Regions from separate parts of the Homo sapiens genome. Here region 2 is linked to region 1. A link is an interaction called in ENCODE POLR2A ChIA-PET data of the cell type or tissue named here. Cell type or tissue: A673. All regions are shown on one strand.

What was found. ChIA-PET counts read pairs that join two places held together with the same protein. Peaks named below come from ENCODE experiments on the same cell type or tissue, not always from the same donor. Only the 100,000 strongest peaks of a DNase experiment are listed, where the experiment ranks them.
Region 2: POLR2A ChIA-PET joins it to region 1 with 12 read pairs; 2 of 35 experiments call an interaction of 5 or more read pairs at or near these places.

The regions. Positions count from the first base shown.
Region 1 is chr17:48,967,605-48,972,604 of GRCh38, forward strand. It overlaps GIP (gastric inhibitory polypeptide), which reads right to left and starts at 992. Exons shown (of 6, transcript NM_004123.3): 1 at 913-992. In A673, no CTCF peak of the experiment used is centred here; DNase peaks (open chromatin) are centred at 2,857 and 4,954; H3K27ac peaks cover 429 bases.
Region 2 is chr17:48,726,506-48,731,505 of GRCh38, forward strand. It overlaps HOXB13 (homeobox B13), which reads right to left and starts at 2,245. Exons shown (of 2, transcript NM_006361.6): 1 at 1,488-2,245; 2 at 1-538. The coding sequence starts at 2,088. The coding sequence ends at 285. In A673, a CTCF peak has its summit at 2,414; DNase peaks (open chromatin) are centred at 2,266, 2,596, 3,036 and 3,386; H3K4me3 peaks cover 2,696 bases; H3K27ac peaks cover 3,969 bases.

The DNA of each region.
Region 1 (5,000 bases):
ACCTGGGCCTCCCAAAGTGCTGGGATAACAGGCGTGAGCCATCGCGCCTTGCCAGTTTGGACCTTTTCTAAGAGCCTGGGGCAACACCATGGGGGAAGATGAGGGGTGCTGTGCACTGGAGTTAGTGACTAGAAGGGACATGGAATCTTACCAAAAGATGGACCAGGCTGGGTGCAGTGGCTCATGCCTGCAATCCCAGCACTTTGGGAGGCCCAGGTGGGCGGATCACTTGAGGTCAGGAGTTTGAGACCAGCCTGGCCAATATGGTGAAATCCTGTCTCTACATAAAAGACAAAGATTAGCCAGGTGTGGTGGTGCGCGCCTGTGATCCCAGCTATTCAGGAGGCTGAGGCATGAGAATCGCTTGAACCTGGGAGGAAGAGGTTGCAGTGAGCCGAGATTGCGCCAGTGCACTCCAGCCTGGGTGACAGAGCGAGACTCCATCTCTAAATAAATAAATAAAGGAAACATCAGCGCTACCTTCTCATTTCTCTTTCTCTTTTTTTGAGACAGGGTTTCGCTCTGTCACCCGGGTTGGAGTGCAGTGACACAATCGTGGCTCACTGCAGCCTCGACCTCCTGGGCTCAGGCAAACCTTTCACTTCACCCTCCCGAGTACCTAGAACCGCAGGCATGTACCACCATGCCCAGCTAATTTTTTAAATTATGTGTAGAGATCGAGTTTCCCTCCATTGCCCAGGCTGGTCTTGAACTCCTGTGCTCAAATGATCCTCCTACCTCGGCTCCCAAAGTATTGGGATTACAGGCATGAGGCACCGCACCTGACTATCTTCTCACATCTCATATAGAGGAAGAGAAAACTAAGATGCCAGGGCTGCTGAGCATCTCAGGGTTGCCAAGATCCATCTGCTCTCGGGTCATCTCATCCATCCCTGTCTCCACTTCTCTTACCAGACTTCCTTTCCAGCTCTTCCAGAAGAAGGACAGATAGGGGTCTCCTTCCCCTGATTTCTGGACCTTCTGAGCCTGCTGAAGAAATCATGCCCCAGCTCCTTTATATTAGGCATAGACCTGCTGATTAGCCTAAAAGCATCTTATCTCAAGAAATTAAGCCCACAGCTCCTGCCACATTAAGTCCATTTTACACATAATAGAGTTGCCCTTTCCACCTGAACTGTGCTAATTGGTGATTAACATTTGGCTATCTCCAGCTGCTGTCTGGGGCCTGCCTGTGGGTAGGGTACCCTAAGTACCCCCTTTTTTCTTCCTCCTCCTCCCTTCTGGGCACAGGGCCCACTACTATTCTTCTATGCCCTACTTCCTTTACAGTTGCCCTCAGTTAGAAGGGATACTTGTAGGCCAGGCGCGATGAATCACGTCTGTAATCCCAGCGCTTGGGAGGACGACACGGGCGGATCACCTGAGGTCAGGGGTTCGAGACCAGCCTGGCCAACATGGTGAAACCCAGTCTCTACTAAAAATACAAAAATTAGCTGGGCATGGTCGTGCACGGCTGTAATCCCAGCTACTTGGGAGGTTGAGGCAAGAGAATCACTTGAACCTGGGAGGCAGAAGTTACAGTGAGCCAAGATCGAGTTCACTGCACTCCAGCATGGGCAACAAAGAGAGACTCTCTCAAAAAAGAAAAAAAGAAAAGAAAAAAGAAAGGGGGCCGGGCGCAGTGACTCACGCCTGTAATCCCAGCACTTTGGGAGGCCGAGGCGGGTGGATCACGAGGTCACGAGATCGAGACCATCCTGGCTAACACAGTGAAACCCCGTCTGTACTAAAAACACAAAAAATTAGCCGGGCATGTTGGCAGGTGCCTGTAGTCCCAGCTACTCGGGAGGCTGAGGCAGGAGAATGGCGTGAACCCGGCAGGCGGAGGTTGCAGTGAGCCGAGATGGCGCCACTGCCTGCCAGCCTGGGCGACGGAGCGAGACTCCATCTCAAAACAAACAAACAAACAAAAAAAAAAAAAACAAACAAAAATTAGCCAGGCATGGTGGCACGTGCCTGTAGTCCCAGCTACTTGGGAGGCTGAGGCAGGAGAATCGCTTGAACCCAGACCTGGAGGCAGAGGTTGTAGTGAGCCAAGATCGTGCCACTGCACTCCAGCCTGGGTGACAAAACAAGACTCTGTCTCAAAAAATAAAAATAAAAATAAAAAAGGGTACTTGTAGTGAAGACAGACTTGGGGTAGGGTGGCACTAACTGGCAGGGGGACACTCCCACAAGGCAACAGGCTACTTCTGGGTGGGAGAGAGTAGGTCCACAGTCATCTGAATCCCAGCTCTGGACAGTGGCCTATGGCTTTGGTGATGTGGCAATGCCCCCATCACATTATCTAGAGAGGTGTCCCAAGGGCTCAATGTTGAGGGAATATGAAGGATCGGGGTTTCCTAGGGACAGCTGGATAAACTGAGAACATACATTCAAGCTGTCTTCCTGCTCAGGGGCAGGATAAAGCAGGAGAAAGAGACATGTTTGTACCTCAGGGGCTCACAGGAGGGTGGGGTAGTTACAACTTTATCTATAGAGATTTAGGAGCCCCTCTCCTCATATGTCCTACTGTCCTGTACAAGAGAAGTATGTCATCCTGTCTCTTCTATCAGAGTGAAGACCCTGGAGTTATGCTGTGCCTCTCTATTATACAGGAGCCACTCCAAGGCAGGGGCTTTCTGTCCCTGATCTGCCTGGGAGCTCTCTGAGAGGAGGAGGAGAGCTGGAGGCGATGTTCCCCCAGCACACTGAGGCTTTCTGAGGCTAAGGGCTGTGTCTCCCCCTCAGACTGGAGACTCCTTGGGATACTCCCTTTGCCTTTCTCCAAGTACTTAGCACATGGCTCTGTCCACAGGGGCTCTCAGTCTAGAAGGGGCAGGGCACAGATTGCATTTTTGGCAGACCTCCAAGGCGTTCTTTCCAGGCTCCTCCTCTGCCGCCGCCATGGGTACTTGGGACCATAAACAGCCAAGCTCATGCTCTGCCTATCAGCTCCAGGTCCTAATAAAGGCCACCTTCCTTTCCAGGTGAACACCCTAGCCTAGGAGCAGATCCAGCATGAAATTAAGTGTGCGTGTGGGATGAGAGGTACCTGGACTAGCAGGGTCACTTACCTCTGCCTCCTGGAAACCTCCTCTGCATACCCACCCATTCTCCACCATCTAGAAAAACTCCTCCCTTAGCAAGCTCTCCAAATTCCATCTCCCAGCTACCAATGGGCAGAGATTAGACGTCGATTCAGATTTGACCTCCAAGGGAGATGTGAGGGCTGCTTGTGATCTTGTTTTCTGCTGAGCAACACAGTTAATGAGCTCAGAAGGGCTTGTGTTCAAATCTGCCTCCTGCCTGGAGGCAACAGTATCCAAGAAAAGTGGACAACATTCCCTGGGAACCCTGAGTCTGGGGCCAAATTGGAGTCAAGGAAGGCTCTGTGATGGGCTCTAGCAGCCATGAGCCCCTGCCTTGTACTCTGTGGATTTGTTTTGGGGGTGGGCTGCTCTGAAGGCCAATGTACTTCATTTTGTTTATTAATTTAGAGACGGAGTCTCACTCTGTCTCCTAAGCTGGAGTGCAGTGACACGATCTCAGCTCACTGCAACCTCCACCTCCGGTTCAAACAATTCTCCCGCCTCAGCCTCCCGAGTAGCTGGGATTACAGGCAAGAACCACCATGCCCGACTAATTTTTGTACTTTTAGTAGAGATGGGGTTTCACCATGTTGGCCAGGCTGGTCTTGAGCTCCTGACTTCAAGTGATCCGCCCGCTTCGGCCTCACAAAGTGCTGGGATTACAGGCGTGAGCCACCGTGACTGGCCAAGCAAGTGTACTTTAAGTCCCCACCCCACCCCCTTCTCTGCAGCCTCATCCCCATTTCTCTTTGATCTTTGGCCCTCATGCCCTGCAGTGCACAGACAAGAGAGAATATGTCCTGGACCCTGTAGGCAGGGAAGAGCAGGGCAGGCAGGAACAGGGAATGTGGGGAGGGCCCCCAAGCCTAGAGCTCCTGCTCAAGTCTGCAAGTTCCACACTCCCCAGAAGCAGCAGAATATGCGAGGAGGGCCAGGGGAGATCAGAGATGAAGCCAAACTCCTAGGGGGTTCCACAGCTCCCCCAAAAGGCATATTGGGAGGCAGGAAATTGAAAAGATGACCCTGGGAAGTTTCTGAGGATTGGAAGAGCCTGCTGGACTTGATCAAAATCATTTAATAAATCCAACTGGCAGTTAAGCCAGCCTGTCCACACCATAAGGAGAAGCGCCCTGGTGTGCAGAGTTCTGTGCAGGTTTGGGGTTGGGGGTGGGGAGGAGGAGGCTCTGGAATTAGCAGAGCCTCCCTCTTCCCATTTCACTATGGAGAATTGCTAGCATGTGAGGGGTCAGAGAGGACACAGGGGATGGGGGTCAGGAGGACACCCCAACTAGCCCAACACCCACACAAGTTGAAAGAGTGTGTGGGGGCCCGGCACAGTGGCTCACGCCTGTAATCCCAGCACTTTGGGAGGCCGAGGAGGGCAGATCACAAGGTCAGGAGTTTGAGACCAGCCTGGCCAATAAGTGCCGATAGTCCCCACTACTTGGGAGGCTGAGGCAGAAGAATCACTTGAACCCAGGAGGCAGAAGTCGCAGTGAGCTGAGATCACTCCACTGCACTCCAGCCTGGGAGACAGAGCGAGACTCCATCCCCCGCCAAAAAAAAGAAAGAGTGTGTTGGGTTGGGTTGGGGGGTTTCTGAGGTGTTACAGGAGTTAGGTAATCAGGGGAGTGAGATTCAGAGAAGGGGTGATGGGCAGTGCCATCGCAAGAGAACCCTGGGTCCCATTTCCCAGCCCTTCCTGGGTTCTGACTGGGCCCTCAGGAATGAGAACTGTAACAGCAGAAGAGCATCTGGGGTTTGCTTGCTCTTCCAGTCCCCACTGGTGACTCACCGCCACCCCCACCACCATCCCCATCCCCCTCGCTGGCGCAGACATTCTGGCCCAGCTCTGCAGCCAGGTCAGGGTGACTCAGAGGGCTGGCTGCTGCCTCCCCGCCGTGGACC
Region 2 (5,000 bases), 240 kb before region 1:
ACTGGTTATCGTGATTATTGCCACTGTCAGGATGAATGATTATGACTGGGCCAGGTTCTTTGGGAACCCTGGTGGAGTGGGCTGTCACATGGGGTTCCGTCTCCCTGCACATACTGGGTACCCAGGCCGCTCCTGAGGAACAGTCCAGCAGCCAGTGGCCTGGGAAGGGTGTTGTCTCTAGGGGCCTCTCAGCAGAGTCCTTGGCCCCAGCCTGGGCTTGGCAGGTTCCTGGTCTCCCCAGGACACCCCCACTTTCGCTCCTCCCACCCAGGCAAGGAGATCTCTTAAGGGGTAGCGCTGTTCTTCACCTTGGCGAGAACCTTCTTCTCTTTGACCCGGCGGTTCTGAAACCAGATGGTAATCTGGCGCTCCGAGAGGCTGGTGGCTGCCGAGATCTTGCGCCTCTTGTCCTTGGTGATGAACTTGTTAGCCGCATACTCCCGCTCCAGCTCCCGCAACTGCCCCTTGCTGTACGGAATGCGTTTCTTGCGGCCGCGACGAAAGGCGCAGGCGTCAGGAGGGTGCTGCCCGCTGGAGTCTGCGCGGCGTGAAAGGGAGGGAGGAAAAGGCATGGTCAGATACCCACCCATGCAGACCCAGGCCTTGCAAGCCCCAAGCTAAGTCATCTCACAGGTGCACACAGGTCACCCTACAGGCGCACGTGCAATCCTGTTCCTCCAAAGCATACCAGGACAGCACCCTGGCTTCCGGCTTGTTCTCTCACCACCGCTCAGCCTTGGCTCCTGAAGGCCACCCTCACCCATCACTGCTCTCACACCCGCGAATCTGCAAACATACCCACACACCACACACAGTCAGGCCTTTGCCCACCATCACATACGTCCAGTCTTCATGCATTTCCAGACTCTTGGCCACTCTTTTAGATTCTACAGGCAAATTCTGGAAACACGTTTCTGCCCCCACTCCCAATACATGCGCATACACACACACACACACACATTAACCCATCCCAGTGCACACACATATGTCACGGCTGCAGGAAACCTAAATTTTTCTTTGGAAATTGGAAAACTCATCTAATAGAAAGTGAGAGGTTGTATTCTCTACAGTACATCCAATACCTTTTTACCCATCTCCCACACCCACTCCCCACGCACCGAATTGAGAGTTATTTAGCTTTTGTGTAGAATTAGTTTGGAATTGTGCTGGGTAGGGACACCCTGATCCCCACTCAACAGCAAAGAGATCTAAACCTCTCAGACATGTTGAAAGGCTGGTCCCAGGGCCTCCTGGAGAAGTGAGGTGGCCTTCAGGCTTCAGATAGCACCCAGCTCAGGCCCCTCACACTGACCTCCATCCAGGCCCTCCAGCTACTCAGACCTCCTTCAGAGTCCTAATAACCAAGGGAGGAGCACCAAGCTCATCCTCACCAGCTCCAAGTCTCCCTCCTCCTCCTCCCAGGGAAATGCCATTGGGACCCACAACCCCAGGCTCAGAGACAAGGGGACCCAGGGTAATAGAGGTACCTGCAAATGCTGCCTTCCAAAAGGGACCTGGTGGGTTCTGTTCTCCCTGGCAACACATCTGGCTGTTCCAGCCACCAGCGAGAGCCCAAGACTGGTAACTGTCCACAGGCAACAGGGAGTCATGTCGCGGTTCTCCAGGAGCACCCAGAGTCTGCACCACAGACACGTCCAGGTAACTGGCCATAGGCTGGTAGGTTCCCGGATATCCCGGATAGAAGGCAAACTCAGTGGGGCGGCTGGGGTACTCTTCCCCGGCCGTGGGAGTCTCCGCGGGGTACGCGGCCAGGGTGGCTGCCTGGGCACAGGGTTTCAGCGAGCTCCGGGACACTCGGCAGGAGTAGTACCCGCCTCCAAAGTAACCATAAGGCACGGGAGCTGGGGACGTCCCCTGGGGCACCCCAGGGCATGGGTGGCATTGCTTTGGCGGCTCCGCCGAGCCTGGCAGATCCAAGGGGGCATAGTTGACAGCAGGCATCAGCGTAGGCGCCGCTGGGTGGCTGGTCAGAGGGGAGTGGGCGACCAGATTCCGCCCCCCTCCCGCTCCCAGCAAGCCTTCGATATCCTTGGCTCCATCCAAGGTGGCATAATTGCCGGGCTCCATGGAGCCGAGGGTCGGCTCATGAGGTGCGGGGGCGGGGAATCTAGGGGGCACCCAGCTCGCTCTCCCCACCCAGGCCGGGGGAATCCAAAGCGTTTTAAATCGCTCCCAGCTCGCAAGTCGCCTGCATTCGCTCAGCACGGCCGTCTTGACGCAAGAGACGCAGGGGCCCGGGCACGCGCGCTGATTGGCTGCGGCCTGGGGGAGAGAAGCTAATAAAATCCTAAAGGCAGAAACTGCGAAAATACTTTACCCCAGCTTATTCTCTCTCTCTCTCTCTCTCTTTCTCTCTCTCTCTCTCTCTCTCTCTCTCTCTGTCTCTGTCTCTCTCTCTCGCTCTCTCGCTCTTTCTCTCCTCTCTCTCTTCTCCCTCTCTCTCTTCTTTTCCCTCTCCACTCCTCTCTCTCTCATTCCACTTAAAAACAACAAGAGAGAAAAGGAAGGAGGTGTCCTTTCGCTGCTTTCCAGTTTGCAGAGTCTCATTTACACGTCCGGGGGGAGGGGAGGCGTGGTGGGCGGAGGAAGAGGGGACGAGGAGCCGGGCCCCACCTCCTTCTCCTCCTCTCCCTCCCTAGCTTTCTGTCTCCTGCGCTTTGACAGGTTTAACGAGAGAATAAAAAGCTCTCTCTATAAAGTGTCCATCTCCTGGGGGGGAAGGGGAGTCGGGGGTGGGGCTGGGAGGCCGCTCCCGGCCTCAGAGGAGAACCCGGGAATGCGCCTGTGTAAGAGGAGGCTGGGAAATGGGGGTTAATAGGTATTTCTGGCAGCCCCTGGCTTTGGGTCCTGGGTACTAGCACCCCAGTTCATTCCCGGTACCCTTCCTGTCCCAGATGTCCTGGAATGAGCTGCTCCGGGCCCCAGGGAGGTGCCCTGGACGCCCCTTACCCAGGGACTCGCTACTGCCCAGAATGCTCTGGAGGCCCTGATTCGGGTGAGGCTGAGGGAAGAGGCGGGAGACACGAACGTAGACGTAGAAGACATGCGATCTGGATGGAACCCAGGACACTCCACTTCCGGACCTGAAGGGGAAATGGAGCCTCTAGAGTGGCCTGTGGAAGGGTCTGGATTTCCCTTTAAGTAAAGACATACGGAGGGACGGAGACCCACAGGACTTGAGGGAGGGACGGGGAGAGGGAGAGATGAGACTCAGGGACAGCAACACAAAGAGGGAAAGAGAGAAGCTGACAGAGCGGATGGGACAAAATCTTGTAAAATCCTGAAGTGTCAGTCAGAAAAGAGAAAGAAGAGAGGCACTTTCCCCCTTTTTTGGGATCTAAAGAAGTCTGAGGAAGCCAAGCCTGGCTGACTGCCAGAAACCAGCTGCGGGAGTTCTGGACCCCAAGAATACAGACGCCTGTGTGGAGATGCCAGTCTCCCTGCCCTGCAGTCCTCTCCCTATGGTCTGCAAGGGGCCCAGGAAACTGTCCCTGATACTGGCATACTCCCACACAAGCTGAGTACCCAGAAAGCCCAAGACCCCTATCTGCCTCCTGCAAGCTTTAAACTTCCTTACAAGGAAAAGGGAATGGAAGGGGAAACCCCAGCCACTGGCAGAATTGCTTGAGGCCCCTCTGTTGGGGCCTAATGTGCAGTGCAATTCAGAAGAATCAAACGGTTTGTTTCACAAATCTGTCTTTAGAGGTTTTCCGCTTCCTTTACTACCCCTCCCAAATCAAATCCTTCTGTCTGCTTTTTCTAGAACTCCCAGTTTTTCTGGAGAAGACAGGAATGTTTCCATTCTACACGAGGGTCTTGACAATTATATGGAATGGCTTACCCTAAACTCTGGGCAGACTCAATCATAGCCTCTCACCAACCTGACCTTGAACTTGAGCCACTTTGTGGGAAAGGGCCCACAGGCAGTAGTGTACATCACTCCTAATGAGCATTGCTATAATTGAAGACACCAAGCACGAAATCTTCACTAGATCGCATTTGAAAACAATATGGAAGAAAAGGGAGGAGATGTCTCTTCAGTGCTTTCCAGTTTCTCACCAGAGTTTCTTGCTTGTCTAATTATGAACTGCAGAAATATCCAGACTTTTACCTAAAGACTAAGAATTTTTCACCAATTTTTACTTGGTAGATGATAGATATGTAGGGCATGTCCACAGTTTTAGTTTCCACTAGGCAAACACCCACACATGCACATTTATTCATCCTTGTACAGTAGAGGCATTAATAGATCCCTAAATTTAAAAAATAATAATAGTCATAGTCATGCCCTATGACCCAGCAATTCCATTCCTGGGCATAAACCCAACAGAAATGAACCTTTATATCCATCAAAAGTCATGTACTAGTAGGTCCACAGCAGCTTTATCTGTAGTTGCTCAAAGCCACCCATGGCAGCGCACGCCTGTAATCCTAGCTACTAATCCTAGTGGAGGTGGGAAGATCGCTTGAGCCCCGGTGTTCAAGACTAGCCTGGGGCCAGGCACAGTGGCTCAGGTCTGTAATCCCAGCACTTTGGGAGGCCAAGGCAGGTGGATCACTTGAGGTCAGGAGTTCGAGACCAGACTGGCTAACATGGTGAAACTCTCTCTATACTAAAACTACAAAAAAAAAAAAAAAAAAAGCCAATTGTGGTGGTGGACACCTATAACCCCAGCTACTCAGGAGGCTGAGGCAGGAGAATCGCTTGAATTTGGAAGGCAGAGTTTGCAGTGAGCCGAGATCGTGCCACTGCACTCCAGCCTGGGTGACAGAGCAAGACTCCATCTCAAAAAAAAAAAAAAAAAAAAAAAAAAAAAAAAAAACCAGCCTGGGCAACAGGGGTAATAGGGATAATAGGGATACCCCATCTCATAATGAAATCAAAATATAGTAGCTCAAAACTAGAAACAACCCAAAAGTCTATCAGCAGTAGCATGAATAAAGAAAGCACAGTATAATTATACAATGAAGTACTACAC